Linked DNA regions of Homo sapiens: region 1 is linked to region 2. Evidence: chromatin contacts called from ENCODE POLR2A ChIA-PET data. All regions are on one chromosome and are shown on one strand. The core of a region is the stretch at or near the end of the contact, and the rest is flanking DNA. Distances in the headings are between cores, read along the strand shown. Region 1 holds the start of DHX34 (DExH-box helicase 34). Region 2 holds the start of APOC1 (apolipoprotein C1).

The links. ChIA-PET counts read pairs that join two places held with the same protein, here RNA polymerase II (POLR2A).
Region 1: POLR2A ChIA-PET joins it to region 2 with 11 read pairs in Panc1. The contact joins the promoter of DHX34 here to the promoter of APOC1 in region 2. POLR2A ChIA-PET finds 5 or more read pairs at or near these places in 2 of 52 experiments (Panc1 and activated CD4-positive, alpha-beta T cell).

The regions. Positions count from the first base shown.
Region 1 is chr19:47,347,749-47,352,006 of GRCh38, forward strand. DHX34 (DExH-box helicase 34) reads left to right here and starts at 1,567. Exons shown (of 17, transcript NM_014681.6): 1 at 1,567-1,604. RefSeq lists an enhancer at 1,407-2,311.
Region 2 is chr19:44,911,840-44,915,883 of GRCh38, forward strand. It overlaps APOC1 (apolipoprotein C1), which reads left to right and starts at 2,769. Exons shown (of 4, transcript NM_001645.5): 1 at 2,769-2,894; 2 at 3,033-3,110. The coding sequence starts at 3,053. RefSeq lists enhancers at 805-1,564, 2,323-3,082, 3,083-3,840 and a promoter at 1,782-2,908.

The DNA of each region.
Region 1 (4,258 bases), core at 317-2,816, 2.4 Mb after region 2:
TGATAATTATATCCAACGTTCCACTTGACATCCCCAGTTGATGTCCAATGCATAACTCAAACAATATGCTGAAAACAGATCTTCGGATTTTCTCTCTAGCCTCTCTCCCACGTCTTCCTGATGGTAGTAGATGGTGACTCCATATTTCCAAATGCTCAGGCCAAAAACTTTAGAGTCCTTCTTTTTTTTAGACATAGAACTTTTTTCTGGCCAGGCACGGTGGCTCATGCCTGTAATCCCAGCACTTTGGGAGGCCGAGGTGGGCGGATCACGAGGTCAGGAGATCGAGACCATCCTGGCTAACACAGTGAAACCCCGTCTCTACTAAAAATACAAAAAATTAGCCGGGCGTGGTGGCGGGCGCCTGTAGTCCCAGCTATGCGGGAGGCTCAGGCAGGAGAATGGCGGGAACCTGGGAGGCGGAGCCTGCAGTGGGCCGAGATCGCGCCACCGCACTCCAACCTGGGCGACAGCGAGACTCCGTCTCAGAAAAAAAAAACAACAACACTTTTTTCTTTTTTTGAGACAGTCTGGCTCTGTCACCCAGGCTGGAGTGCGGTGGTACCATCATGGCTCACTGCAGCCTCAGTCTCTCAGCCTCCTAGGTTCAATCGATCCTCCCACCTCAGCCTCTTGAGTAGCTGGGACTACAGGCACACACTACCATATCCGACTAACTTTTGTATTTTTTTGTAGAAACAGGGGTTGGCCATATTGCCCAGGCTGGTGTGGAACGCCTGACCTCAGGTGATCCACCTACCCCGGCCTCTCAAACTGTTGGGATTACAGGCGTGAGCCGCCGTGCCCAGCTGTTTCTTCTTTCAGTTAATAAAAGAGAGGGTGCATTGCTGGCTAATGAGATTGTTTCTATACTTGGGGGTCTTCCTGAATGTGTGTGATTGAGTTTATTGCAGAGAAAGGTAACAGAAAATGGGGTTGTAGAAAGAAAAGAGGTAGAGGCTGAGTGAGATGCCCCACATCTGTAATCTCAGTGCTTTGGGAGGCCAAGGCGGGCGGATCACTTGAGATCAGGAGCTGGAGACCAGCCTGGCCCAAATCGTGAAACCTCGTCTCTACTAAAAATACAAAAATCAGCCAGGTGTAGTGGTGTGCGCCTGTAATCCCAGCTACTCGAGAGGCTGAGGCAGGAGAATGGTTTGAACTTGGGAGGCGGAGATTGCAATGAGGTGAGATAACGCCACTGCACTCTAGCCTGGGAGACAGTGAGACTATGTCTCAAAAGAAAAAAAAAAGTTCCTGGGCCCCAGACCAGCTCTCTCTTTGGGTTAAAACCCCGGCGTCCCGGAGCTGAGGCGCACGTGGCTATGCTTGGGGAGGAGAGGGCGGGGCCGGGGAGGAGGCGCTTGCAAGTCTGTACCGCAATGCCTCTACTGGCCTCTAGAGGGCGCAATCACTCGAGGCTCCGCCCCAAGCGAGGCGGGGCGGAAGCGTGCTGTGCACAGGCGCAAGATGGGTCTTGGGCAGCCCAGAGCTTCCGATTGGCTCTTCTGTGGTGGCGGGGCGGGGTCAGAACGAGATGGCTGTGTGCGCAGGCGCAAGACTAGCGCTCTTGGGACCGGAAGTTAAGGCGTTCGCGGCGTGTGGTAAGTGAGGGGGGCGGGACGGGTGTACCGGGTTGTGGCGGCGATGGCTGTCGGAGTTGGGCCGCTTGGGGGTAGTTTGGGGTGCGAGTCCAGGGGCGAGGGAAGTCTCGAGATGAGGAGAAATGTAGGAGGCAGCCGAAGGGCCGGCAAACGCGGACAGAGATGGCACCTGAGCGTCCCTGGGAGAACCTGGGCGACAGGCCAGAGACCGAAAGAAATGGAGGCACGAAAAGAAGCTTCGAGAAACTGAGGGACTGAAAGACGAGGGTGTTGGGAGAGGAGGGAAGCTGAAAACTAGAGAGCGTGGGCGAGAGTGCCGATGGGTTCCAGCGAGAGTCTTAGAGCCCACGAGGCCGAGAGGCGTGGTCGCCCATGAACTTGGGGAGTGGAGGGAAAAGTCGGAAACTGATCGTGGACACTAGAAACAGAAAAAATGGAATTTAGATGGAGAAACGAGACACTGAATCACGGGGGAGACCGAGAGATACGGAAGGATGGAGACAGTTGAAATAGGAAGAACCCCACAAAAGCTGGAGATAATGGAGAACGATGCTGAGAAATGGAAAAGCGAGGGAGTGGAGCCCGAACCCCTGGATTTGAGTGGCTCATGTAACACTCGGCTACTCACTTAGCCTCTCTATTGCTCAGTAAAATAGGGGGTGATCATAGTGCCTGACAGTCGTGAGAAAAGTGTGTGTGTGTATGTACATAGGTGTGGGATAGGAATAGATCATGCAGATAGGATAGGTCTGTGTGTTAATGTGAGTAAGTAAGCATGAGCTATTACTAAAGCTTCTGATATTGGGAGATAAAGTATTAGATGGGGAAATGGAGAGAGGTGGTGATGGAGAGTGAATACTGGAAGGACAAAAGGGAGGAAAAAAAGATTCAAACAGAAAATGAGAAAGGGCGTGGTGACTCACTCCTGTCATCCACAGCACTTTGGGAGGCTGCGGTGGGAGGATCACTTGAGCTTGGGAGGTCGAGGCTGCTGTACGCCGTGATTGTGCCACTGCACTTCAGGCTGGGTGACAGAGTGAGACCCTGTTTCAAAAAAACAAAAATGAATTTTTTTTTTTTTTTTTTGAGATGGAGTTTCGCTCTTGTTGCCCAGGCTGGAGTGCAGTGGTGCGATCTTGGCTCACTGCAACCTCTGCCTCCTGGGTTCAAGCGAGTCTCCTGCCTCAGCCTCCAGAGTAGCTGGGATTACAGGCAGGTGCCACCACCCTGGCTAATTTTGTATTTTTAGTAGAGACGGGATTTTTCCATGTTCGTCAGGCTGGTCTCGCACTCCCGACCTCAGGTGATCTGCCTGCCTCAGCCTCCCAAAGTGCTGGGATTATAGGCGTGAGCCACCATGCCCGGCCTGAAAAAGCATTTTTTTTTTAATGAGAAAGATGGAGAAAGTCAAATGGAGAACTGAAGAGAGATGGAGAAAGGAAGAGTTGGATTACAGAGAAAAATCAGACTACAGAATGACTCATAAGTGAAGAGAGATGCGAGCTGACTAGGACAGGGAAGAGAGATGAGGGTGATGATGAACAAGACGGACTGAAAAAGAGACAGAGGCCTGAAGATGGAGTGGAGAGAGATGGAGGGGACAGAGGGGGAAACAAACCCACTGAAGGCCATGAGCCCAGGGCAAATAGGCCAAGAGACCAAAAGATGGTCAGAGACACAGTTATACAGAAACTAGAAGATGCAGACAATCTAGAAGCCAAAAAAGATAGATACCTTGAGAGGAGCGGGATGCTGTCAGTGGGGCCCAGCATGCATAAGCAGTTTCTAGCCTCAGAAGAATGCTCTCATTTTCTTTTTCTTTTTTTTTTTTTTTTTTTTTTTTTGAGACAGAGTCTCGCTCTGTTGCCCAGGCTGGAGTGCAGTGGCTCAGTCTTGGCTTCCTGCAAGCTCTGCCTCCAGGGTTCGAGTGATTCTCCTGCCTCAGCCTCCCGAGTCGCTGGGACTACCCGAGTAGCCAGGTGCCCGCCACCACACCTGGCTAATTTTTTTTCTCCAGCCTGGGTGACAGAGCAAGACTCCATCTCAAAACAAAAAAGACTCCAACTGTAAGCAAAAAGGCATTTTCTGGTGTAGCTGAGAAGTGGGGGGTTGAAGGGAACTAAGCTTCAAGACCTAAATGATGTTGCCAAGCTTCTCTTCCTCTCCCTCTTTCACCTCTCCCTGTGGTGCAGTGACCATTCTTGTGCCTGTATCTAGTTATTTCTCTAGGATAGATTTTAGGAAAGACTCTGTCATGTTCCAGAGCTACCACAAAGAGCTCCAGGCTTATATCAAACTTGCCTGATTATGATGGATAAAATGAGAGCTTTTCTGTCCTAGCAACCGAGTGTAAATTCCACAAAAGGGCCCTGATTGGCCCTTCTTGGATCATGTGTCCGCTTCTCAGGCCAATCCTTGGTTAGAGGGGGAGTAGACTACTAAGACTGGCCAGGTCTTTGTTACTTGCCTACCCAATAGGGGTTCTTTGTCTTAAAGGCCCTCAGAACCATGTAGAATCGAGGAAGGGCTGTTGTCCAAAGGAAGGTGGATACTGTCCTCAGAAAAGAAGTAAAGGGTTGTGCCAGGCAGGCAAAAATTACATATAACACTTGCAAAATTTTGCCTTTTATCTCAATGTTCTGAATCTCACTGGA
Region 2 (4,044 bases), core at 1,519-4,018:
AACCTCTGCCCCCCGGGTTCAAGCAATTCTCCTGCCTCAGCCTCCTGAGTAGCTAGAATTACAGGCGCACACCACCACACCAGGCTAATTTTTGTATTTTTAGTAGAAACGAGGTTTCACCACGGTGGTCAGGTTGGTCTCAAACTCCTGACATCAGGTGATCCACCCGCCTCGGCCTCCCAAAGCACTGGGATTACAGGAGTGAGCCACCATGCCTGGCCATATTTTAAACTTTTTTGTAGAGATGGGGTCTTACTATGTTGCCCAGGCTGATCTCAAACTCTTGGGCTCAAGCAGATCCTCCTGCCAAAGCTTCCCAAAGTAGTTGGATTACAGGTGTGAGCCACCACGCCCCACCAACCTATGAAGATGTCTAAGCAGACAGGGTGCCCTATCTCACCACATCCCCAGTCAGATCCAGAGGTGGGACAAGGATGGGAAGGAGGTTCCAGAACAAAGGCTGGCAGGGAGTCGTATGGGACAGGAGCTGACCCAGCAACCATCCACAGAGACATCCTGGAGCCTGGGAAGGAGAAGGACAAAGAGCCCCCTTTTTTAAATTTTTTTTATGTTTTTGAGACGGAGTCTCACTCTGTCACCCAAGCTGGAGTGCAGTGGCACAATCTTGGCTCACTGCAACCTCCACCTCATGGGTTCAAACGACTCTCCTGCCTCAGCCTCCTGAGTAGCTGGGACCACAGGTGCACACCACCATGCCTGGATAATTTTTGAATTTTTGGTAGAGACGGAGTTTCACCATGTTGGCCAGGCAGGTCTCGAACTCCTGACCTCAAGTGCTCCGCCCACCTTGGCCTCCCAAAGTTCTGGGAATACAGGCGTGAGCCACTGCAACCAGCCAGTAGCCCCCATCTTTGCCCCTCGCTGAGCCCTACTGGATGTTCTTGGTTATGCGACAGTTTCCCCATCTATTAAAGAGAAACCCCTATAGCAGAGGGGAGGATGAGGTTGGAAAAGCAGGAGCATTGTTATGCTATTCTTGTGGGGTCTGGGAAGCAGACATCTGGGTGGATGTTTGGGGGGTGCTGGGCTTAGTTGGGGAAGTAGGGGGGCCCCTGGGGCTGACAGGGACTGGAAGCTCTGAGCTGGCCAGAGGGATGTTGCAATCCTGCCAGGGTCTTGTCTATGCTGTCCTTTTCACAACCATCCCCCTACTGCCAGGCTGACACGTGGTTGCGGGGGCACAAGGCCAGCCAACCTAGAGTCTGAGGCTAGGCGGAGGACACCCTCCCCACCAGCTGCCAGGGTCACTGGCGGTCAAAGGCAGCTGGTGGGGAAGGCATTGGACTCCAGCCTTGGGGGACGGATGTAGTGATGGTGGGAAGCAGGCTTGGTGCCAGGAGGGGCGTCAGAGGGTGAATAAAAGCAGATAGAGTGTTTGGGGGAGGTAGCCAGCCAAAGGGGGTGAGGCCCGGTGGAAGGGAAGAAGGGACATACACGCAGAGCTTTGCAGCTGAGGGTTTTAATTTTTTGAGATGGGGTCTCTGTCCCACCAGGCTGGAGTGCAGTGGCACAATCACAGCTCACTGCAGCCTCGAACTCCTGGGCTCAAGCAATCTTCCTACCTCAGCCTCTTGAGTAGCTGGGACTACAGGCATGCGCCACCACGCTCGGCTAATTTTTGAACTTTTTTGTAGAGATGAGGTCTCCCTATATTGCCCAGGCTGGTCTCGAACTCCCAGGCTCAAGTGATCCTCCCTCTTCAGCTTCCCAAAGTGCTGGGATTACAGGCATGAGCCACCATGCCTGGCTAATGCAGGTGAGGTTTTTGCAGTGTCATCCAGCTAAGGCGACCCGTTCCCCTCCCAAAAAAGGGAGACTGAGAACCATGAAGTTAAGAGCCCAGAGAATATCACGGTGGTCTGGGGTGCTTCAAGGGCTGGTCTGGAATAAATTGGAGGTGGCACGCAGGGTAGGAGCGCCGGGCCAACTGGGAGACCCAGCAACATAAAGGAAAAGTTGTTGGGGCTGAGGAGGCTTGCTGAGAGAGGGGAAGTGAGGGAAAGAGGTGATCTAGGGACACGGTGTGAATGAGGGGGGGATGAGATCACAGGGTTATTACTGGGAGACCCCTGAGGGAAGATGGCCACAGGGACAGGACAAGGCTGTCTTCTTAAGGGAGGAGACCACCCCTCATATTGTCTTATGCCCAATTTCTGCCTCCAAAGAAAGAAAAAGTAAAAACTAAAAGGCAGAAATGAAATCCACAAGCAGACAGCCCGCGCCACACCCTGGGCCTGGTGGTTAAAGATTGACCCCTGACCTAATCCGTTAGGTTATCTATAGATTACAGACATTGTATAGAAAAGCACTGTGAAAATCCCTATTCTGTTTTGTTCCGATCTAATTACCGGTGCATGCAGCCCCCAGTCACGCATCCCCTGCTTGTTCAATCGATCACGACCCTCTCACGTGCACCCACTTAGAGTTGTGAGCCCTTAAAAGGAACAGGGATTGCTCACTCGGGGAGCTCGGCTCTTGAGACAGGAATCTTGCCCATTCCCCGAACGAATAAACCCCTTCCTTAACTCAGCGTCTGAGGAATTTTGTCTGCGGCTCCTCCTGCTACATTCTGAGTGGGGAAAGGGACTAAGGTGGTCTGAGGACCCCACAGAGTCAGGAAGATTGAGAGGTGAGAGTGCTGAACGGGGAGGGGCTTTGGGGCTAAGGGAAGTGCCCGGGACCCCACCTGACCCCAACGCTCACGGGACAGGGGCAGAGGAGAAAAACGTGGGTGGACAGAGGGAGGCAGGCGGTCAGGGGAAGGCTCAGGAGGAGGGAGATCAACATCAACCTGCCCCGCCCCCTCCCCAGCCTGATAAAGGTCCTGCGGGCAGGACAGGACCTCCCAACCAAGCCCTCCAGCAAGGATTCAGGTTGGTGCTGAGTGCCTGGGAGGGACACCCGCCTACACTCTGCAAGAAACTCAAAAAGGGAGATGAGGGGATCGTGGGAGGGAGGTAGGGAGGGAGGAGGGTGCCACTGATCCCCTGAACCCCTGCCTCTGCCTCCAGAGTGCCCCTCCGGCCTCGCCATGAGGCTCTTCCTGTCGCTCCCGGTCCTGGTGGTGGTTCTGTCGATCGTCTTGGAAGGTAAAAGTGGGATGGGAGAATTGCGGAGTTGGAGATTTGGAAGAGTGAAGGTGGCTACAGGCCTGGGGTCCCGGCTTAGAGGACCTCTGAGAGCTCCGGGGCCCCTTCTGGGTCGTGGTTGCCTCATCGTGGTCGGGTGGGTCTCCAGGTTCTCCCAGGCTCAGTCCCGCAGGCGCCAAATCTGCGCAGGAGAGCACTAGCAACCGATGACGTATTGAGGCCCACACCTCTGGGATTGGCTGTCCTGCTTCGACAGCCTTGAAAGTGGGTAAGCTGGGTGGGGGGCTCTGGGAGAGGTCAGTGCTGAGTAAGGCAATTCCCAGCAGCTTGAGCCCCACCAGGTCACTCCAGTATTCCTCCCCATTCTTTTTTTTTTTTTTTTTTTTTCTCTTGAGACGGAGTCTCGCTCTGTCGCCGAGGCTGGAGTGCAGTGGCGCGATCTCGGCTCACTGCAAGCTCCGCCTCCCTGGTTCACGCCATTCTCCTGCCTCAGCAGGACTACAGGCGCCCGCCACCGCGCCCGGCTAATTTTTTGTATTTTCAGTAGAGACAGGGTTTCACCGTGGTCTCGATCTCCTGACTTTGTGATCCGCCTGCCTCGACCTCCCAAAGTGCTGGGATTACAGGCGTGAGCCACCGCGTCCGGCCATTCCTCCCCATTCTAACCACATGATCCCCAAGGATCTCTATCCATCCCGGTATCCCAACCTAAGGGGGTTCCAATAACAAATTTTTGGCCGGGCAGGGTGGCTCATGCCTGTAATCCCAGCACTTTGGGAGGCCGAGGCGGGCAGATCACTTGAGGTCAGGAGTTCGAAACCAGCCTGGCCAACATGGTGAAACTTCGTCTCTACTAAAAATACAAAAAAATTAGCCAGGTGTGGAGGCACGCGCCTGTAGGCCCAGCTACTCGGGAGGCTGAGGCAGGAGAATC